2 separate regions of the Homo sapiens genome follow, and region 1 is linked to region 2. A link is an interaction called in ENCODE POLR2A ChIA-PET data of the cell type or tissue named here. Cell type or tissue: MCF 10A. All regions are shown on one strand. Each heading gives the region's core, and the rest is flanking DNA. Links, peaks and the distances in the headings are about the cores only. Region 1 holds the start of LOC105379156 (a long non-coding RNA gene). Region 2 has its middle 96 kb from the start of ZNF608.

Region 1 (17,047 bases), core at 5,239-9,238, 53 kb after region 2:
AGTCCCAGATACTCAGGAGGCTGAGGCAGGAGAATTGCTTGAATCCGGGAGGTAGAGGTTTCAGTGAACTGAGATTGTGACAATGCACTCCAGCCTTGGTGACAGAACAAGACTCCATCTCAAAAAAAAAAAAAAATTATTCAGAAAGAACCAATCAGGAGAGAGAGGGCAAACAGGGACAGAAGTTCTCACTTTGGCCCTTGGGCTTCAGGCTTTTCAGCTTGAAGGTGGGGCGAACCTGCCCATTTGCCTAGAGTTTCTCTCGCCTCTATCACCATAAAATATTCTTATACAATGAAAAGAATACAGGAATATAGAAAGAAGAAAAACTATTTTGTGTTGACTTACCTAGGAAAAGGTTAAAGGCAGCTTGGATGTATGCAGCACTCAATTGGCTGACCTTACTGGGAAAGGCTTAGTATAGCCTTTCACCTATTGCCTGCTGCCCTTTTGGGTCAGGTTCTTCCCTGGGGTGAAGAAGAGATGTACAGTGAGCAACAACACCCCAAACATGAAGTCACATTGCTCCAGGTCACCCAGAAACACAGTAACTCTGAGTTGACTACAAACACACTCTTGCTTCCTTAGGCCAGCCCATGGTGGTTAAGATTTGTTTGGTAGTGAAATCTCTCAGGCAGTATGACATCCTGGGCCTTGTCCCACACAGAGAGCAAAAGGAACTGTGAAATAGTGACAGTCTCATTAAGAGAATGGTGTTTTTTCAGTGGAACATCAGTCACCACTAAATAATTGTTATAAAGGAAATGTAGCTCCTACAATGGGGAAATTCTTTCAGGACCAGTCCAAAGGTGAGAGTATATTAGCAATAATCTAAAAATGAGAATGCAATTATGAAATAATCTCTCCCACCCCCAATCCCACCCTCCCACGTTCTAAATGTTTTCTTTCCCCCAAAAAAACTTCAGAACAGTGGTCCCCAACCTTTTTGGGAACAGGAACCAGTTTTTCAAAAGACAATTTTTCCACGGATGGGAAGGTGAGGGTGGAGGGTTGGGTTGGGGTTATCAGGCATTAGATACTCATGAGGAGCATGCAACCTAGATCCTTCACATTCACAGTTCACAATAGGATTCACACTCCTATGAGAATCTAATGCCGTGGCTGACCTGACTCGAGGCTGAGCTCAGGTAGTAATGCTACTACCTTCCCTTCACCTCCTGCTGTGAGGCACAGTACCAGTCTGCAGCCTGGGGGTTGGGGATCCCTGCATTAGAACATAGTCTAAATTAAGACAAACACACGAATAAAAGCAGCATCATACCACCACCTGCAAAGTCATTTTTCAACTACAAACCCACATCCCATTGAGCCCAAAATGCAGGGGGTGGGGGGTGCAGAGGAGATGAAATGGTTAAGAGCAGGAAGGGCAGATAATACCTAAACTTCTGATAGGAATGATGGTGCTTTCATTGAGATAGGAACTCTGGACGAAGACTAGGTTTGGATAAGAAAGACTATAATGAGAAAGAATCAGGAGAGAGAGAGAGAGAGAGAGAGAGAAACACCCTGAAAATAGAGAAATGGAAACAAATGATAAAACCACAACTGAGAGAAAACAGTAAGGAACTGATGAGTGCATATAGGTTGAATGGTTAATCCTAAAGAAAAAAGAACACTGATTCCTGTGCATTAGGAAACTCCTTACTCTAAGCTAGAAAACGCCTTCTTTTAAACTAAGGGACTAACATTTGTTGGTGGCTTTGCATGTAGCTAGCACTGTGCTTCAGCACTTTCTTGTACAGTTCACCCTTGAACAGCATGAGTTTGAACTTTGCAAGTCCACTTATACATGGATATTTTTTCTGCTTCTACCACCCCTGAGACAGCAAGACCAACCCCTCCTCTTCATTCTCCTCCTCACCCTACTCAGTGTGAAGATGGCAAGGGTAAAGAGCTTTATGATGATTCATTTCCACTTAATGAATAGTAAATATATTTTATCTTCCTTATGATTTTCTTAATGTTTGCTTTTCTCTAACCTACATCATTGTAAGAATACAGTATATAATACATATAACATACAGAATGTGTTAATCACCTGTTTATGTTGTAAGTAAGGATTCCAGTCAATAGCTGACTATTAGTAAATTTTGGGAGGAATCAAAAGTCATATGAGGATTTTTAACTGGGCAGGGAGTGACATCCCATCCCCCAAGTTGTTCAAGTGTCAACTGTACGTTCGGAAACTGTTTTAAAAAAAGAGCAGGTTATCAAATGATAGTTTTTATTTTCTATGTGTCTACAGAACAAGAACAGTGACTGATATTTTAAAAATAGAGAGTGAGATTAAGAAGATGGTTACACTTGGGAGTATGCTTTGGGGAAGGTGAAAGGAAAATGACTAGAGATAAATAAAAAGAATGCCAAGTGGTATTTAGTGTTCAAAGCTGGATATGCATGGGTCAATGTCTTAATTTTTTTTAGACTAACTAAATATCATGTTGACATATTCCAGGGTCTATAGCAATTAGAATGGAAGAAAATTGCTTTCTTTGTTCTTAAAATAATTTTATCCTTAAAAAGCTAAACTCAAGGCCAGGCGTGGTGGCTCATGCCTGTAATTCCAGCACTTTGGGGGACTAAGGCAGGCAGATCACGAGGTCAAGAGATCAAGACCATCATCCTGGCCAACACAGTGAAACCCCATCTCTATTAAAAATACAAAAATTTCATGGTGGCCTCATGCCTGTAATCCCAGCACTTTGGGAGGCCGAGGCGGGTAGATCACGAGGTCAAGAGACTGAGACCATCTTAGCCAACATGGTGAAACCTCGCCTCTACTAAAAATACAAAAAATTAGCTGAGCGTGGTGGTGGACACCTGTAGTCCCAGCTACTCAGGAGGCTGAGGCAGGAGAATCACTTGAACTCGGGAGGCGGAGGTTGCATTGAGCCGAGCTTGCACCACTGCACTCCAGCCTGATGACAGAGTGAGACTCCATCTCAATAAACAACAACAACAACAACAACAAAATTTAGCCGGGCGTGGTGGCGCATGCCTGTAGTCCCAGCTACTCGGGAGTCTGAGGCAGGAGAATTGCTTGAACCTGGGAGGCAGGGCTTGCAGTGAGCCGAGATCACGCCACTGCACTCCAGCCTGGCCACAGAGTGAGACTCTGTCTAAAAAAAAAAAAAAAAAAAAAAAAAAAAAATCTAAATTCAAAGAACCGAAAAAACAAAACAGAAGTAGCTAGCAAGCTTCTGAGTCATTGCTTGAAAGTATGGCAGATTCTGAAATAGGTATCCTTCTCAGGTCAATAGGTTAAAGACTAGTCTGTGTTAGATTGGTTCAGATACCCTGCAGTATTCCCAAGGATTTGATTCTAAAACTTAGCAATACCAGAAGATACAATTATTACACAACTCCATGAGCTCTGATAACTGAAGCGTTTTGTGAATCTCTGACAGGTAAGTTGCAAGTGAATAAAAGCAATGTAATCAGATTTCCTGAAAATGTTACATATTCCTGCAAAATTAGTTTTACAATAAGCACTCTTGTAATAGCCAATTGGGCAAATAGGCTTATTCAATTTAACAAACATTTACTAGGCACAACTGAGTGGGAAGCGCAATGCTAGACAAAGCATTACCCCCTACAGGGGCTAACCTTCATGGAGGGCTTACTATGCACCAAGTACTGTTCTAAGTTCTCCACAAGTGTCCGTCTCAATAAGTGCTTAAAACAACCTTATGAAATAGGTCTAATCCCAAGTGTACAGAAAAGGCAACTGAGGTGTGCTGGTCACTCTCTGCTTTTCTGAGGCTCAGGGCAGTGAAAGGCACACTTAGAGGAAGAGCAATCTGTCTCTCCTTGTTTATCCCACACTCACTGTAAAAGCTTTAGTAAGGAAAGGGAGCTCAGAAGTTGCCAGAGGAAAAAAGTGAACTCTTACATAAAGTCTAGATGTTGAGAAAATGGACCAATTCTTATTATTGTATCATATTAAATCATATCATATCATATCATATCAGATTATCTCTTTTTTTTGTTGTTTTGTTTTTTACTTCTTTTGAGACAATGTCTTGCTCTGTCACATAGGCTGGAGTGCAGTGATGTGAACACGGCTCATTGCAGCCTCAATCTCCCAGGCTCAAGCAATCCTCCTGCCTCAGTCTTCTGAGTAGCTGAGGCCACAGGTGTGCACCACCACAGCTGGCTATTTTTTGTTTGTTTTTTATTTTCTGTAGAGATGAGGTCTTGTCATGTTGCCCAAGCTTGTCTTGAACTCCTGGGCTCAAGCAGTCCTCCTGCCTTGGCCTCCCAAAGTGCTGGGATGAGAGGCATGAGTTACTGCACCTGGCCAAGATTATCTTGATTGTCATAAAGATATATTTAGAAGTGTCACAAGCAGCCTTGGAAAAAAAATTGTCTTGTTAACTATATTGGTTAATGGGTAACTGCTACACATAACGTAATCTTTGTTTTAACCTTAAATGTTTGACGGTAGTGTGAGTGCTTCTGATGAGGACATGGAAGTGAATGTGTAAAAAGCATGTGATCGGCCGGGCGCGGTAGCTCACACCTGTAATCCCAGCACTTTGGGAGGCCGAGGTGCGCGGATCACAAAGTCAGGAGATCGAGACCATCCTGGCTAACACGGCGAAACCCCGTCTCTACTAAAAATACAAAAAATTAGCCGGGCGTAGTGGCGGGCGCCTGTAGTCTCAGCTACCGGGAGGCTGAGGCAGGAGAATGGCGTGAACCCAGGAGGCGGAGCTTGCAAGTGAGCCAAGATGGCGCCACTGCACTCTTGGCCTGGGTGACAGAGGGAGACTCCGTCTCAAAAAAAAAAAAAAAAAAAAGCATGTGATCATCCACATTTTATCTCAGGCTCCTTAAAAAGAGGAAAAGGAACTTATGTCTACTAAAAATTATTGTGTGTGAATGTCCTACAAGAGTTCTAGGAGTTACTCTACTATCAAGATGTTTAGGAATTTGTCCATATTGAACAACATTCCTTCCTTAAAATGTCTGGCTATCATTCCATATCATTGTTGATTTCAGATTATTTAAACTCCATCAAAAACACGTCAGCTACCACTTGCAGCCTCAAGACTATACAGTTGTCCCTCAGTATCTATGTGGAATTGTACCAAAATCTGCACATGCTCTGTCCCTTGCACAGAATAACCTAGTATTTGCATATAACTTACACACATTCTCTCATATACTTTAAGTTATCTCTAGATCACTTATAATACTTAATACAATGCCTACACATCACCACATTCACGTGAATTCAACACAATGCTCGGCGGGTGGCAAATTCAACTTTTGCTTTTGGCAATTTTGTGGGTCTTTTTTTCCCCAACATTTTCAACCCGAGGTTGATTAAATCCATGGATGTGGAACCCAGGAATGTGGAGGACCAACTGCATACACAGATGTTACACCATTTTTAGAGAAAAGCTTGTACATTTTCAAAAAGTATTTGTGGTTAGTTTATTAACATTATTTAAATAATAACACAACCAGAGTTGATTTGCTGCCACTACCTTGGAAATATTTAAACATTATTAAAACTAAGCTACACATTCTAGTTTTATCTCTAAAATTAATGCTTTTAGGCTCAATTTATGCCTGTCAACAAGTAATGATCATAGATGTGAGCTGGCTCATAATCCAGAGGTACTAGGTTACAATGTGTTACCATGGAAACTGTGTTTTATTGCATTCTCTCTTCTTGATTTAAGGCATTTGACAATCATAGCAACTGTTTGCCAGTCTTCTCACATCATAAAAAATTCAAAACCACAAACAACCAATAGAAAAAAAAAAAGAAAAAAAGAAGGAATATCCTCTACTGTTCTCAGACCCCTCTAGAAACATAAAAAGGAAATGACAGCCTTATATTTAACACGAACCTTTTGTGAATAGTTTATCTCTTAGAAAGTCTAAATGTGTTGGAAAATTCAATCAGTGGTTAGTCATCGAATGGACCTGTCTGCCTATGGTTCATTTTGTTTATTGCATCATATATCTTTTATGATCACTGGGACTTTAGCCTGAAACAGCATTTTCTTTAACAAGGACCGTGTTTCCTTTAACGTTGTTTATTGCATCTGAAACATTACTCTTTGAAATCATGGTACATTTTCCATCGAGCAAAGGTCTGCAACCGAATCTTGCATGAATGTGTTTATTCAGGAGCTAGAGCAGAGGGGGAAAAAAAAAACCACCTTATCCAGTTCATGTAACATTAATCACTTTGCCAGTGTTCAGCTGAGGTCATTGCCACATTCCTAGCAGTATTAAGGCAAGTCAAGATTAATCACATACATTAAACCTTGGAAGGGGAGCACGTGAAAGGGATCTCAAATTAGACATGTCTTAAAAGACAGAGAAGGGACTGTAGCTAAATGGGTTTACCTTGCTGCAGTCTGTCTTGGATATAACTTGCTCGCTTTTACCACATGTAGTCATACAACTGCTATGAATCTGTAGGCCTTTTTCCTATTTCTGAAAGCTTATAAGTCAAATTTAAGGTCTTTCTGAGCATTCAAAATAAAGACTCATTCACCAAACATCTTTTAGTACATACTAAACACCAGGCACCTGCTAGGAGCTGTCCATGCCAAGATGAATGAGACATAGCCCTCCCTCTCTCTGCCTCCTCCAATAAGTGCATAACCCAACCAGGAGCACTAATACCACTAATACCATGTGCACTGGGAACATGATTTGGTGTGAGTACAGAAGGGAGAATGGCTGATTGTGATGGGAAATCAGAAAACACCGAAGTTAACTTCAGACAGGGAGAAAGATGAGAAAAGCAATCTAGACATAGGAAACAACATAAAGCCTTAGTGAGTGTTCATAGACTGATGAGTAATCTGTTGGGGCTGGGGCAGAAAGCAAGACTGTGTAGGAGAGTTGGAAGGCGTGGTAGAAGATGAGATTGTACAGTATCTTGGAGCCAGATTGCAAAAGTCTTTGAACATGTACTTTATTCTAAAAGGAATGAGAAAACTGTGAAGAATTTGAAGCAGAAAAGTTAGAATAATCAGATTGTATTGGAAAATGATTATTTGGGGCAAAGGCAGGTTGGATGGCAGATTAGTTGGTAAGAAACTAGAATCACTGTCTCCAAAGTGGAAGAGAGTACAAGTCATCCAGAAAAGCCGTGATAACAGCTTAAACCCATAGAGTGGAGAGAAACACTGTGGAGCCAGATATGACAGAACTAGTCAATAGAGTTCCGGAAGGGAGCCAGAGGGTGGACGGTGGAGCAAAAGGAATCTAAGAAGATGCCAAGGGATTTGGTTGTGTCAAATAAGCAGATGATAATGCCATGGACCAAGGCATGGAAGGTCATGGGAATGGTGATTTCTGTTAGGATGTTATGGCACTCATGAGTGACAACAGGGCTGGATACATTGATTTGGGGGTCATCAACTTATTCTTGATTGTTTAAGTCATAGAGGAAGATAAGACTATTACAGGCAAAAAAGTAGAAAAAGAAGGAGAGAGAGTCCAGGGAATATTTTATGGGAGAAAAACTATTTCCCATTTTTTTGTGATAGTTTTTACATTAAGAAAAACATTAGAGGCTTGAGGAATTTTTATGTTTTTTTTTTCTATTTACAAAGTAAACTTGAGACATAGAATAATAATTTCTTAAAGACAAAATTTGAGAATAAATATTAGATTGAAAATATTTTATATTGGTTGCTTATATATAATGCAATCTGTATTTAAGATGCTAGTGGGCTCATATTTATAGAGTAATGTTTCACATAAGAGGCTAACATTATTTTGAACCATTGCAGCTTTAAATGTTCATAATATGCATATTTAAATATGTGCTTATATTGTAGGTGACAGATTTATACACTTCCCATGTCAACCATCCTACACTTTCATTAAAGATTTGCTTATTTTTAAAAATACATTTTATGCTCCCATAAAAAGAGGAAATTAAATCGTAAAAATACACACAAAGTTAGTGTTTACAGTCTAACTACTACTGACGCAAGAACCATCTGAGTCAGTGTTGTCTTTCCCCAGTTGAGTGTGGAGAGAAGGCCCAGGTTAACAGCTTAGTCTCTGCTGATGGAGATTTGAATTGCAATGACTGAATTTTCACTTAAACCTAAATATAACAAATGTGAAGTACGAAAGTATGATCTTCTAATAGAGCAGAAGACTGAAATCATATTCATCCGTGCTTTGCCTCATCTTTGTTAATACTGAAAATTAAGAACTGTTAATCATCCAGTAGCAAGAAACCATTGGAAAAATAATAATTTTATGTTAAATTCAGAAGGAAGATTTATACTTTTCAATGAGTTTTCTGTGAACTCATACAATAATTCATTCATTCATAAGTACTCACCAAGCAGCCATAATGTGTCAGATGCTATGAGTGGATAGAAGTTGGTGACACAGGCTGGGCGTGGTGGCTCACGCCTGTAATCCCAGCACTTTGGGAGGCTGAGAAGGGCAGATCACGAGGTCAGGAGTTGGAGACCAGGCTGACCAACATGATGAAACCCCGTCTCTACTAAAAATACAAAAATTAGCCGGGCATGGTGGCGTGCGCCTATAATCCCAGCTACTTGGGAGGCTGAGGCAGGAGAATCGCTTGAACCCAGGAGGAGGAGGTTTCAGTGAGCTGAGATCGCGCCACTGCACTCCAACCTGGGTGACAGAGCAAGACTCTGTCTCAAAAACAAACAACAAACAAACAAACAAAAAAGAGAAGATGGTGACACAATCCTTGCACTCAAAGAGTGAATACTCTACTCTTTGGGAAAGGATAAGATAAATTCTTAGGTTGCCATTGTGATTGGCTGGACACACTGTGTTTTGCACAACTTCAGGGGGACCCATTTACATATAGATTACAATGTAGCCCCGAAGAGACTCTAACCCTGCCTTAAACCAATTGGCATACCCATCTCCCTGGCTACAGTGAAGAGCTCAGGGATGAATGTGTGACCCAATCAGAGCCAATGAGATGTGAAGAGATGTTTGCTGAGACTTTGGGAAAAAGAAGCTCCCTCACTCTTCCTGAGAGCTCCCAAAAGGAGCTCATGGTTAATGTGGTGTAAGGATGTGAAATCAGAAATTGCTTTGGGTGTTCTGCAACCAGAAGTCATGAGCTTGGAGTTGTTGAGGTCTGTCATGTGGAACCTGAAGAGAAAGGCAGAAACAAGGCAGGCAGAATGGAGGGAAGGAGCACTCAGCCCCTTAGCGACATCACTGGAACAGTAGGTCAAGTCTCCTCCAAAGTCAAAACTATTTTGGCTAGGCTCGGTGGCTCATGCCTGTAATCCCAGCACTTTGGGAGGCCAAGGCAGGCAATTGACGAGGTCAGGAGATTGAGACCATCCTGGCTAACACCGTGAAACCCCGTCTCCACTAAAAATGCAAAAAATTAGCCGGTTATGATGGCACGTGCCTGTAGTCCCAGCTACTGGGGATGCTGGAGGAGGAGAATCACTTAAACCTGGGAGGCAGAGGTTGCAGTGGGCCAAGATCGTGCCACTGCACTCCAGCCTGGGTGACAGAGCAAGACTCCATCTCAAAAAGAAAAACAACAACAACAACAACAACAACAAAAAACAAAATCAGAACTATTTCATGTGCATGAGCCCTTTTTTGCTTAAGCCAGACTGAGTGGAATTTCTTGTCAGAATTGTGAGAATGCTGACATAGTCACCAAATTAACACCTTCCCTGTATCTAATTTTTGAGCCCATTCAGGTATCTATTGGTCTACGTTCTTCCAGATGTACATTTCAGCTTAGGGTGAAATAGATTCAAGTGGAGTCAATGAGAGAATGGATAAGCTCATCTTTGAGAGCTTAACCTAAGCACAGAGGTAGAGCCAACTTTCTAATCCATCAATTCTCATTCAGCCTGATTCAGAGATGAAGACAAAGAAAATGGATATTAAAAAGAAGTATTTAACATTCAAAGCTAACCTCCCAAGCTGTCTTGACACTATCTTCCTAGAATTGGAGGCTTTTTGTTTTTAATGTCCTCAATAACACATAAGAAAGTGCTCAGCATTTGTGTGATCCTTAATAAAGATTTGCTTTAAAATTTTTGTTTTAATTGTAGTAAGATATACATAATATAAAATTTACCATTTTGACCATTTCTAAGTGTACCATTCAGTGGCATTAGTACATTCATAATTTTGTGCAACCATCCATCCATCTCCATTACTTTTTCATCATTTCAACCTGAAACTCTGTACCCACAAAACAGTAAACAGGCCAGGCGCGGTGGCTCACACCTGTAATCCCAGCACATTGGGAAGCTGAGGCAGGTGGATCACGAGGTCAGGAGTTCAAGACCAGCCTGGCCAAGATGGTGAAACCCTATCTCTACTAAAAATACAAAAAAATTTTCCAGGCGTGGTGGTGGGCGCCTGTAATCCCAGCTACTCGGGAGGCTGAGGCAGAGAATTGCTTGAACCCAGGAGGCAGAGGTTGCAGTGAGCCAAGATTGTGCCACTGCACTCCAGCCTGGGGGATAGATCGAGACTCTATCTCAAAAAAAATAAATACATAAAATAAAAATAAATAAATAAAATAAATAATAATTCCTCTTTCCCCCTCCCCTCAGCCTCTAGTAACCTCTATTTGCCATTCTGTCTCTAAGAATTTGCCTATTTTAGGTACCTCACATAGTGGAATTATACAATATTTGTTCTTTTATGTCTTATTTTACTTAGCATAATGTTTTCAAGGTTAATTCATGATGTAGCATTAAGACTCATTTTTAGGGCCAGATGTGGTGGCTCACACCAGTAATCCCAGCAGTTTAGGAGGCCGAGGCGGGTGGATCACCTGAGCTCAGCAGTTTGACACCAGCCTGGCCAACATGGCAAAACCCCATTTCTACTAAAAATACAAAAATTAGCTGGGTGTGGTGGCGTGCGCCTGTAATCCCAGCTACACAGGAGGCTGAGGCAAGAGAATTGCTTGAACCCAGGAGGCGGAAGTTGCAATGAGCCGAGGTTGCGCCACTGCACTCCAGCCTGGGTGGGAGAGCAAGACTCCATCTCAAAAAAAAAAAAAAAAAAAGATTCATTTTTAGCCAAGCGCAGTGGCTCATGCCTGTAATCCCAACACTTTGGGAGGCCAAGGTGGGCGGATCATTTGAGGTTGGGAGTTTGAGACCAGCCATAGCCAACATGGTGAAACCCTGTCTCTACTAAAAATACAAAAATTAGCCAGGCGTGGTGATGGGCACCTGTAATCCCAGCTACTCCAGAGGATGAACCAGGAGAATCACTTGAACCAGGGAAGCAGAGGTTGCCATGAGTTGAGATAGTGCCACTGCATTCCAGCCTGGGCAACAGAGCAAGTCTCCATCTCAAAAAAAAAAAAAAAGAAAAAAAAAGAAGATGGATTTTAAAACGTATTTGCCGCCCCCCACCCCAACCATGTTTAATTTCTGCTATTCAAAAAATAATAATGCCGGCCAGGCACGGTGGCTCACGCCTATAATCCTAGCATTTTAGGAGGCCGAGGCAGGAGGATCACCTGAGGTCAGGAGTTTGAGACCAGCCTGGCCAACATGGTTAAAACCCGTCTCTATTCAAAATACAAAAACTAGCTGGGCATGGTGGTGGATGCCTGTAATCCCAGCTACTTGGGAGGCTGAGGCAAGCTAATCACTTGAACCCCAGAGGCAGAGGTTGCAGTGAGCTGAGATCGCACCATTGCACTCCAGCCTGGGCAACAAGAGCAAAACTCTATCTCAAAAATAATAATAATATGTAAATATTGTTGTTGTTTTTAATTATAACATTATAACATGCTCAGGAGCTGTATTAGTCAGGGTTCTCTAGAGGGACAGAACTAATAGGATATATGTATGTAAAGGGAAGTTTATTTAGTAGTATTAACTCACATAATCACAAGGTCCCACAATAGGTTGTCTGCAAGCTGAGCAGCAAGGTAGCCAGTCCAAGTCCCAAAGCTAAAGAACTTGGAGTCTGATGTTTGAGGGCAAGAAGCTTCCAGCACGGGAGAAAGATGCAGCCTGGGAGGCTAGGCCAGTCTAGCCTTTTCACATTTTTCTGCCTGTTCTATATCCTGGCCGTGCTGGCAGCTGATTAGATGGTGCCCACCCAGATTAAGAGTGGGTCTGGCTTTCCCAGCCCACTGACTCAAATGTTAATCTCCTTTGGCAACACCCTCACAGACACACCCAGGATCAATACTTTGCATCCTTCAATCCAATCAAGTTGACACTCAGTATTAACTATCACAGGAGCTGACACATATTTAGAACCCCCAAGCGCCCAGATGATGTACTAAGCCCTTTAAAGACATTACATTATTTAATACTCAAATTTTAACAGTTACGTTATTGTCAAAGACCCCTCAAGCCTCAAGATCTTGTGACATTGTAACTAGGATACCATCCTAATTCTCTCCTATTCAGAGCTCGTGCTTTTCCCATTTCTCCGCATTGCAATGGTCCAGAGACTCCAAACCAGAGAATGATGTAATAGAAAACCTAGTTCTAGCTCTATTAATAGCTTTAAAATTTCCAAGATAATATACTTATCCTTCTAATTAGGCTTTGTTTGGAATAATATAAAAACTAGTTCACACTACATGCATCTACTTAAATATTTGGGAAAAGGCTACCTTCCAGAAACCTACAGAGTGATAGATCTGTTATCCTGGAAACTCAAGCTTTCTCTGTCCAAGACAGAGTTCACTACACACACAACACATAGAAACCCTGGTCCTGGCATGGTGGCTCACAACTGTAATCTCGGGACTTTGGGAGGCCGAGGTGGGCGGATCATGAGGTCAGGAGTTCGAGACCAGCCTGGCCAACATGGTGAAACCCCATCAATACTAAAAATATAAAAATTAGCCGGAGTGGTGGCGTGCACCTGGAATCCCAGCTACTCGGGAGGCTGAGGCAGGAGAATTGTTTGAACTCGGGAGGTGGAGGTTGCAGTGAGCCGAGATGGCACCACTGCACTTCAGCCTGGGCGACAGAGTGAGACTCTGTCTCAGAAAAATACAAAAATAAATAAATAAATAATAAACGAATGAAAAACAACCTGTGATTTTCAAGATGCTTATCATTATCACAGAGCTCAAGATTCTTCTGGCTCTTCCATGCAAGTATTCTAGCTACCCAAGAGAAATCTTGCCCAGCAATCCCTAGAGCAAAAGGACTAGGGCCACTTCCTAGCCCAAAGCCTGTGTTGTTGTTTGGAGGATTCATAAAAGAATGGGAAAAGGCTGCTGGCAAAGGTATTTTGTTTTCTAGAGGCACAGAAAAGTGAGTCAGAGATTTTTTTCCCCAAATCTAGGGCAAACCTATTTTTTGGCAGAGCATTTTAAAAGACATTGCTCAATTTCACAGACAAACAGCATTGCCACATACCCAGTTCTTCTGAGAACTGTTCCCCTGAGTTTGGATTTTCACTAAATGTGCAATTATACAATTTTCACCAACATATAGTTTAACTTTGCGGACAGTTCTTTGGGGACACGTTGGGGGAAGTAGTGTAGGTCCTGGCAAAATAACAGCCAGTGCAGTCAGCAGACTTGGTTGGATTTCCGGCTCCAGCACTTTACTTCCTATGAAATTGTGAGCAACTCTTCAAACCTCCCACTGGCAGTTATTTATTTGTTGCTGTGTAACAAAACAGCCCAAAATTTAGTAGGCTTAAGACAGTAATCATTTTGTTTTCTCATGATTGTGTGGGTCAGCTCATTGGACTAGGCTCCATGGGGCAGTTCTTCTGATCTCTCCTAAGGTCAGGTATGAGGATATAGTCAGACAGTGACTCAACTAGGGTATGCCTGATTGAAGATGGTCTCACGCACATGTCTGCCTGGGGCATCTCACTTCTCTTTCCCATAACCAGCAGCCTAGCTTGGGCGCATTCACACAATCATCTCAGGATGGCAACCACAAGCAAAAAAGCACAAACCCATCTACAAACACTTTTTAAACCGATGTTTGCATTACATTTGCTAATGTCCCATTGACCAAAGCAAGTCTCATGGCCAAGCCCAGATTCCAAGTGTGGAGAAAAACCTGGGCAACATGATGAAACCCCATCTCTACAAAACACACAAAATTTAGCTGGACAGGAAGACCACTTGAGCCCAAGAAGTCAAGGTTTCAGCGAGCCATGTGCATGTCACTGCACTCCAGCCTGGGTGAAAAAGTGAGACCCTTCTCAAAAAAACCCAAAACAAGCCAGGCGCAGTGGCTCACACCTGTGATCCCAGCACTTTGGGAGGCTGAGGCGGGCAGATCACAAGGTCAGGAGGTCGAGACCACCCTGGCCAATATGGTGAAACCCCATCCCTACTAAAAATACAAAAAGTAGCCGGGCGTGATGGCGGGTGCCTGTAGTCCCAGCCACTCAGGAGGTTGAGGCAGGAGAATCGCTTGAACCCGGGATGCAGAGGTTGCCGTGAGCCAAGATCATGCCATTGCACTCCAGCCTGGGCAACAAGAGTGAAACACATCTTAAAAAAAAATAAAAATAAATAAAAATAAAAAACCAAAACAACAAAAAAAAAAGGGTAGAGAAAGAAACTATCTCTTGATGAGAAGAAAGGCAAAGTCACATTGCAAAAAGGTGTGAACATAGGAATGGGAGGAATTATTGTAGCCATCTTGCAAACTACCTTCTTTATGAAATGGGGATAATAATACATGGAATTTAACATTGTTATGAACACTATAATTTCCTTCTCTTTGTTGGCTAGGTCACTAGGGCTTAGAAATGGTAAGGGTGTAAGATAAGGTAGACTCAATCTTATGACACAAGGTCTTGAATGCTCAGTTGAAGCAGCCATGGAGACTTAATGATACACCAGGTACCTGTTGAATGACATCACTGAATTTGATCAAGGAACTATTTCTACAGGTATATATAGAAAGTTTGGAGACCTGGAGTGGGGTAAATCAAGGATAACAAGAATTGCTGCAAAGAGGAAAATAGAAAGTAGTAGTAGGAAAAAATAATGGGGACAGTAGATAGAACAAAGGCCATGGTTACGGATGCAATCAGGGTAGAGTGAAGCAAAGTGGAGAATCAGCGGTAACCCTCTGTGTCTCTACCCTGGGTTCCTGAGACACTAGCGGTCCCGTTCACAGAGAAAGAAATGGGAGTAAGAGGTGCTTGTTAGGTGAGATAATGGGGCATGGTGTGGAGAGACCAAGGAGATTTCGAGACCTCAAAGTATTCCGTGTGTGAAGAAGAGTCCAACGTGTTGACATTTGAAAAGATTTTAGACTTTTTTGTAGCAAATCTTAAGCTTTACATTAAGTATAGGATTGTCTTATCAGGGCAATGATGTTTTATTGTATGAGATCCCTTTTCAAAGAGCAAATATTTTTTAAGTATGTGTGAAGTGATCATTTTGCCCCTGCAAGGTTTAAGATTTTTTTCATTATGGTGGAAGGTATTTATAAAATCTGTCCACCCATGTGTTTTTTTTTTTTATCTGACGTCAATTCCTTTCTATTCCCTTTTATCCATTGACTTTTCCCATGATTGTAATAACTGTATGGTTTGCAGTTTCTGTTTGTAGAGTGGCTAAAAATTGACCACCTCGAGCGTTGTCTCTTAGCAGCGCCACCATCAGCTCTCCCTGGGATCATGGCTCTGACCTTCCTCCTCGTCTCCCACCCCATCTCCTCAGACCATCTTGTCTTCCAATTCCTCAACAATTTATTCTCTACATAAAAGCCCAAATGATATTTTTAAAACATAGCTCTGATCTTATCATTTTCTTTTTAGGACTTTCCTCTTTTCCTCAGAATGAAATCTAAACTCATAAACATGGCCTAGAAGAGCCTAACTGATCTCACCCCTGCCCACATCTCTGACAGCCTTGCTCCCCTCACTTTCTGTACTTCAGTTACCTTGGCCCTCTTTCTCTTCCTCCAAGGCACCATGCTTATTCCTGCCTTGCTGTCTTTTCATATACTGTTTCTTCTGCAATAAATGCTTTGCACCCAGATTGTAGCAAAGTTGACATCTAGCCTGTCCAGCTTTAGCTCCAGTGCCCTATCCTTAGAAAGACATTCCTCAGCCTCTCTATTAAATGTTACCTGCCCTACTCTATTCCTGTACCTCTCTTGTCATCGTGTTTTATTCCTTTTTTGTTGTTGTTATTTTTTGAGAGAGAGTCTCACTCTGTTGCCCAGGCTGGAATGCAGCGGCGTGATCTCGGCTCACTGCAATCTCTGCCTCCCAGGTTCACACCATTCTCCTGCCTCAGCCTCCCAAGTAGCTGGGACTACAGGCGCCTGCCAGCACACCCAGATAATTTTTTTGTATTTTTAATAGAGATGGGGTTTCACTGTGTTAGCCAGGATGGTCTCGATCTCCTGACCTCGTGATCCGCCTACCTTGGCCTCCCAAAGTGCTGGGATTACAGGCGTGAGCCACTGCGCCCGGCCCATCGTGTTTTATTTATTCACAGCAATTATCACTATTTAAAATTATCAGTTTCATTTATTTTCTTATTTATAGTCTGTTTTCATCCAGTAAGTTTATAAGTACCACAAGACAGAATAAAGATTTTGGTCTTCCAGTCTGTGCTCAGCACATAGAACTATGTCTGGCTCAAGAAATGCTTGCCGCATGATTGAATGCAGTCAAAGTCATTTCAAAATTCCTGCTATAATATGGCTTTCAGACTTTTCACTGCACTCATGCCTGTGTAGATGCATGATGTCTTCTAGCCCCCAAAGTCCTCTAGTACTGTGCACAATCTTTCTGGTATATTTGATGATCATTAGAGAAGGATAGAAGTAACTCTTGATGTGATTACTTGACTTTCGTCGATGCAGCCTAAGGTGGAACTTCTTGGTTCATATAGAACTTATAGGCAACTAAAAGTCCTATTTTCACCTATAAATGACTCTTAATACAAATCTTAAGCTTATCCCATCCCCAAATTGTCATTAAAAATCATTTTTAAATACCATAAAATACATAATCTTTGTCCTCACTCAGATTTCTCTTCAGTTTCTGGCTCATCATTCAAATTTGTCGGAATTTTTCT
Region 2 (4,000 bases), core at 1-4,000:
ATTTTATATGTGAGGAAAAAAAAACTTTAGAAATATTTGGAAAACATTTCAATACTAGTAGGTAGCAAAGCAACTGCATAAGACAGTGGAAAGAATAGACTCATCTCTGCGACTTCCCCTTGTGAGCTTGTAAGAGTAATTTGTGCTCTAGTTTCCTCATTTGTAAAATAAAAACCTCTACTTATAATTATGTAATTATTAAGTCTCCATTCCAGTTCTAAAATTCCATGGTTTAATGGCTCCAGTCGACTCAGGACATTGACTCACCAAAGCTTATGAGATAGTTCATGATGGTCCAGGGCCAGATTCCAAGTCTGACGTACTTTTAAAATTTAACTTTACTTTTTAAATTCTGAAATTTTTTTGCTCAGATGTAGGGAAGAGGAAACTAATAAGAAATTCATTTGAAAAGCAACTTGTGTTTGTTTTTTTTTTTGAGACGAAGTCTCACTCTGTCGCCCAGGCCGGAGTGCAGTGGCACAATCTCGGCTCACTGCAACCTCTGCCTCCCTGGTTCAAGCAATTTTCTGCCTCAGCCTCCCGAGTAGCTGGGATTACAGACGCCCACCACCAAACCCAACTAATTTTTTTTTTTTTTTAATTTTTAGTAAAGACGGGGTTTCACCATCTTGGCCAGGCTGGTCTTAAACTCCTGACCTCGTGATCCACCCGCCTCGGCCTCCCAAAGTCCTGGGATTACAGGCGTGAGCCACCATGCCCGGCCCAACTTGTGTTTTTCAAAAGAAGTAATTAATAGAAAAATGAATGCTCCAAGGATCTTTGCAGGTTATATTCTATCTGAAAAGAGAAACGAATTCACCTGTAGTATCACCGTAAGCATTGTGAGCTTTGGCAATATATTAAAGTGTTATTCTTCAAAATTGTACACTGCCTTACTCTTCTGAAAGTACAGTTTAGCTAAAAGAATCTCAACAACTATGTTACTCAAGTGAGGTTTTCAAATTGCATTTTACTCAAACAAAGCTTTGTGTGTGTGTGTGTGTGTATGTGTGTGTGTCAGAGAGAGAGAAACACATTTTCAACCCTTCTCTACTGTAACCGGTTTATGTCTGAGAGTCAAATTACCCGGTTTGGATGACTGCTTGGTTCAAATAAGCTACATAATTGCAAACTTTCCACTTCGTTTTCTGTTGGGTAAACACAGAGTTTGTGTAAGTCTGTGGTTTTGTAATGCTACCGAGCCCACTCTCCCCAAACTGGTGCAGAGGCCACCAATCTCCTGTCTCCCAGGCCTGGCAGAGCATCACAGTGGCAGGATCGGCCTGGAGTGGTAAAACAGATTCACGCAGCCGCTATTCTCTGAGTCGGGAGAGGTGAGAAACTGCTCTACTATAAGTCTTTCACATTCTGGACTTGGCTAGCACCCTTACAGGAAGTGTGCAGGAAGCCTTCTGATTGGACCACAGAGTTAACCTGTGTACTGGGAACTTTATTTCTGATCTACACACATAAATCTACCTCACCCCACCTCTTCCATTCCTGTGAAGTGCCAGGAGCTAGCCCAAATGCTCAGCCTTTAAGCCACTACCAATGCTATCATCTTAACCTTGGTGTGCCTCAGTTTGCTCATCTGTAAAATGGGGATTATAATAGTACTACTTCATGAGGGTTTGTGATGATTAAATGAATTAATATAGTCAAAGTGCTGAATCTGTACCTGGCATTTAGTGAACCCTGGGTACATGTGATCATTACTCCCTTACCACGCCCTCCTCGCTCCTTAACCACCTCCAGGGTTGGTCCCACTGCCTTGATTTTACCGTAACTCACGGGTGTGCTCTGATTCTGGGTCTCTTCTCCAGCCGAAGGCCCTTGCAACTTGCCTAATGCTTTTGGGCACTTATTCCAGAGTCCTACCAATTTCCACACCAAGCATGACCTTTCTTATCACACTCTCCCAGGCCTCCACCCTACTTCCCTGACCAGCTGCTCCATGCAGTTCCAACACTAACAATATTCAAGTTTTGGTCTTGATGACAGGCTCTCTTTTTACATCCTAACCTGAGGGGAGACTGCCCGTGGCACATGTGGCTTGGAAGTTATCTGTTGGATAACTTTCCTCATCTTATAAAAGATAAAAGTGCTGGAGCCATGTACAATCAATCCCTTGCACCCCTCTGCCCCCCGTCCAGCTCTAGAACGGATATGGGGATGAAGCCATGTCTCTTGCCCTGAAACATACAGGATGTCAGTAACAGAGCCAGAAACTGGGGCCAGCTCTCGGCTTTCCCATGGCTATGTTCTACCCACTCAACTATAATGCCAAAAAAAAAAAAAAAAACCCACAGACATTTCATCAACCTGTCTCTTCTGTCAAATTGCGTTATTCTCAAATTGTGTAAGCCTTATGTAAACAATATCACTTCACACATGGGGTTCCATAAGTACATTTGCTGCGAGGTTCTCACACAGCAGGTTTTCTATAGATGGATAAATAAAAAGTGCCAAGATTTCAAACTTAAGAAAACACTTAAAGGGCGGCCATCCAGCAGCATTACAGTCATTTTTTGCCCTGAGGCACAGAAGCATGAGTTCTTTGCAACTGGACGGTTCTAGCTGTTGCTCATTACCAAGTGCTTCTAGGCAGATGGCTTCCCTACTCTACTAATCCACTGAGACCAAATGGCTGATGGATCTGATTTTTAAGGCACATAATTTTTATACTCTTGCTGCATTTTTCTTCTTTCATTTTCTTCTCGTCACTCTTCTGCTCCCCCACTCTCTCATTCGCTCTTCAGAATAACCACTATCTCTGTCCTCTCTCTCCGTTTTCTCCACTCCCTCTCTCGTAAACAACCCATAGTACTGCAAGTTCGCACATGTTTATTTGAAACTATTATGTCTAGGGAAGGAGAGTCTCTGTTAAAGCTCTCTTAAATAATGCAAATTCATGACCTAAAAATGGTCCCCCATCTATCTGATGTATATTTATAAGGTTGCTGGATTTTTATTGTTTTTTGTGCAAAGATGGAGTTTCCTCCTACTAGTTACTAGCTAAAAGTCATTAAATTAGCTTTCACTGTAATAAAATGAAAGCATTTACTTGATTGTTAAATAATTTAAAGCAGGCTCACTAAGGTATATTGCCACAACATAATATGTTGTAGCACAAAATGAAGATGCTAAAACCCTGACAAAGAACAGCTTTGGAATTCAGCAGCAGGTATGATAGTATATATATGTTATGCTGATTAAGATGTTATGTTTTAAAATAGACTTTCCTGCCTCCAATCTCTTCTCTATCCAATCTAAACCACAGTTGCCACCTTAATCCTACAGAAACATCACTTTACATACCTTTCAGAAATCTGCAGCTTCATATCATTTAGAGCATCGTTCTCCAGTGAGCATCAAAATCACCTGGAGGGCTTACTAAAACAGTTCGCTCAGCCCCATTCCACCGTTTCAGATCCAGTGGGACTGGAGTGGGGCCTGATAATTTACATATATAACATGCTTCAGGTGAGGATGAGGCTGTTGGAGTAGAGACCACACTTTGAAAAAGCATTGACATTGAAACCCAGACTTTCAGTTTGATTTTAATGCCCTTTTCTTTTAATAATATGGCCTTTCTCTATTCTTTGAAATGGACATCCATAAGTTCCTTTCACAGAGACCTGCTATTTTGGTGAAACTCTTCTCTTCTTTACCCCCAGAACAGATGTTGCCACCAGGATTGAGATAATTTCTGCTGTTTAAAACATACACTTACTCTTTCTGTAAAACTCAATCCCACCACTTCCGTGAGGTCTTCTCCAGATTCTACAGGATTTCAGGATTTCTTTCATCTGTGATTATAGTAGTATTGGCTTTTCTCTGCTGTGTATTTGACCATGGTATAAACTGCCTGGTATTATTACTTATCTATCCATAAATGTGATCAAGTAAACTAGTTTGCAGTACAAAGCAACCAATAAATTTGAAGATCCTAGTCAAGGTTTAATTTATATAGCAAAACAAAAATTAACTGTTTTTTAAT

What was found. Peaks named below come from ENCODE experiments on the same cell type or tissue, not always from the same donor. Only the 100,000 strongest peaks of a DNase experiment are listed, where the experiment ranks them.
Region 1: POLR2A ChIA-PET joins it to region 2 with 13 read pairs; 3 of 35 experiments call an interaction of 5 or more read pairs at or near these places.

The regions. Positions count from the first base shown.
Region 1 is chr5:124,780,265-124,797,311 of GRCh38, reverse strand. It overlaps LOC105379156 (a long non-coding RNA gene), which reads right to left and starts at 446. Exons shown (of 3, transcript XR_948725.2): 1 at 349-446. RefSeq lists a silencer at 1,171-1,290. In MCF 10A, for the core only: no CTCF peak of the experiment used is centred there; DNase peaks (open chromatin) are centred at 6,241, 6,861 and 8,021.
Region 2 is chr5:124,840,847-124,844,846 of GRCh38, reverse strand. No RefSeq gene overlaps it. Among named protein-coding and RNA genes, the nearest start is that of ZNF608, 96 kb to the right of the region's middle. In MCF 10A, for the core only: no CTCF peak of the experiment used is centred there; DNase peaks (open chromatin) are centred at 1,156 and 2,436.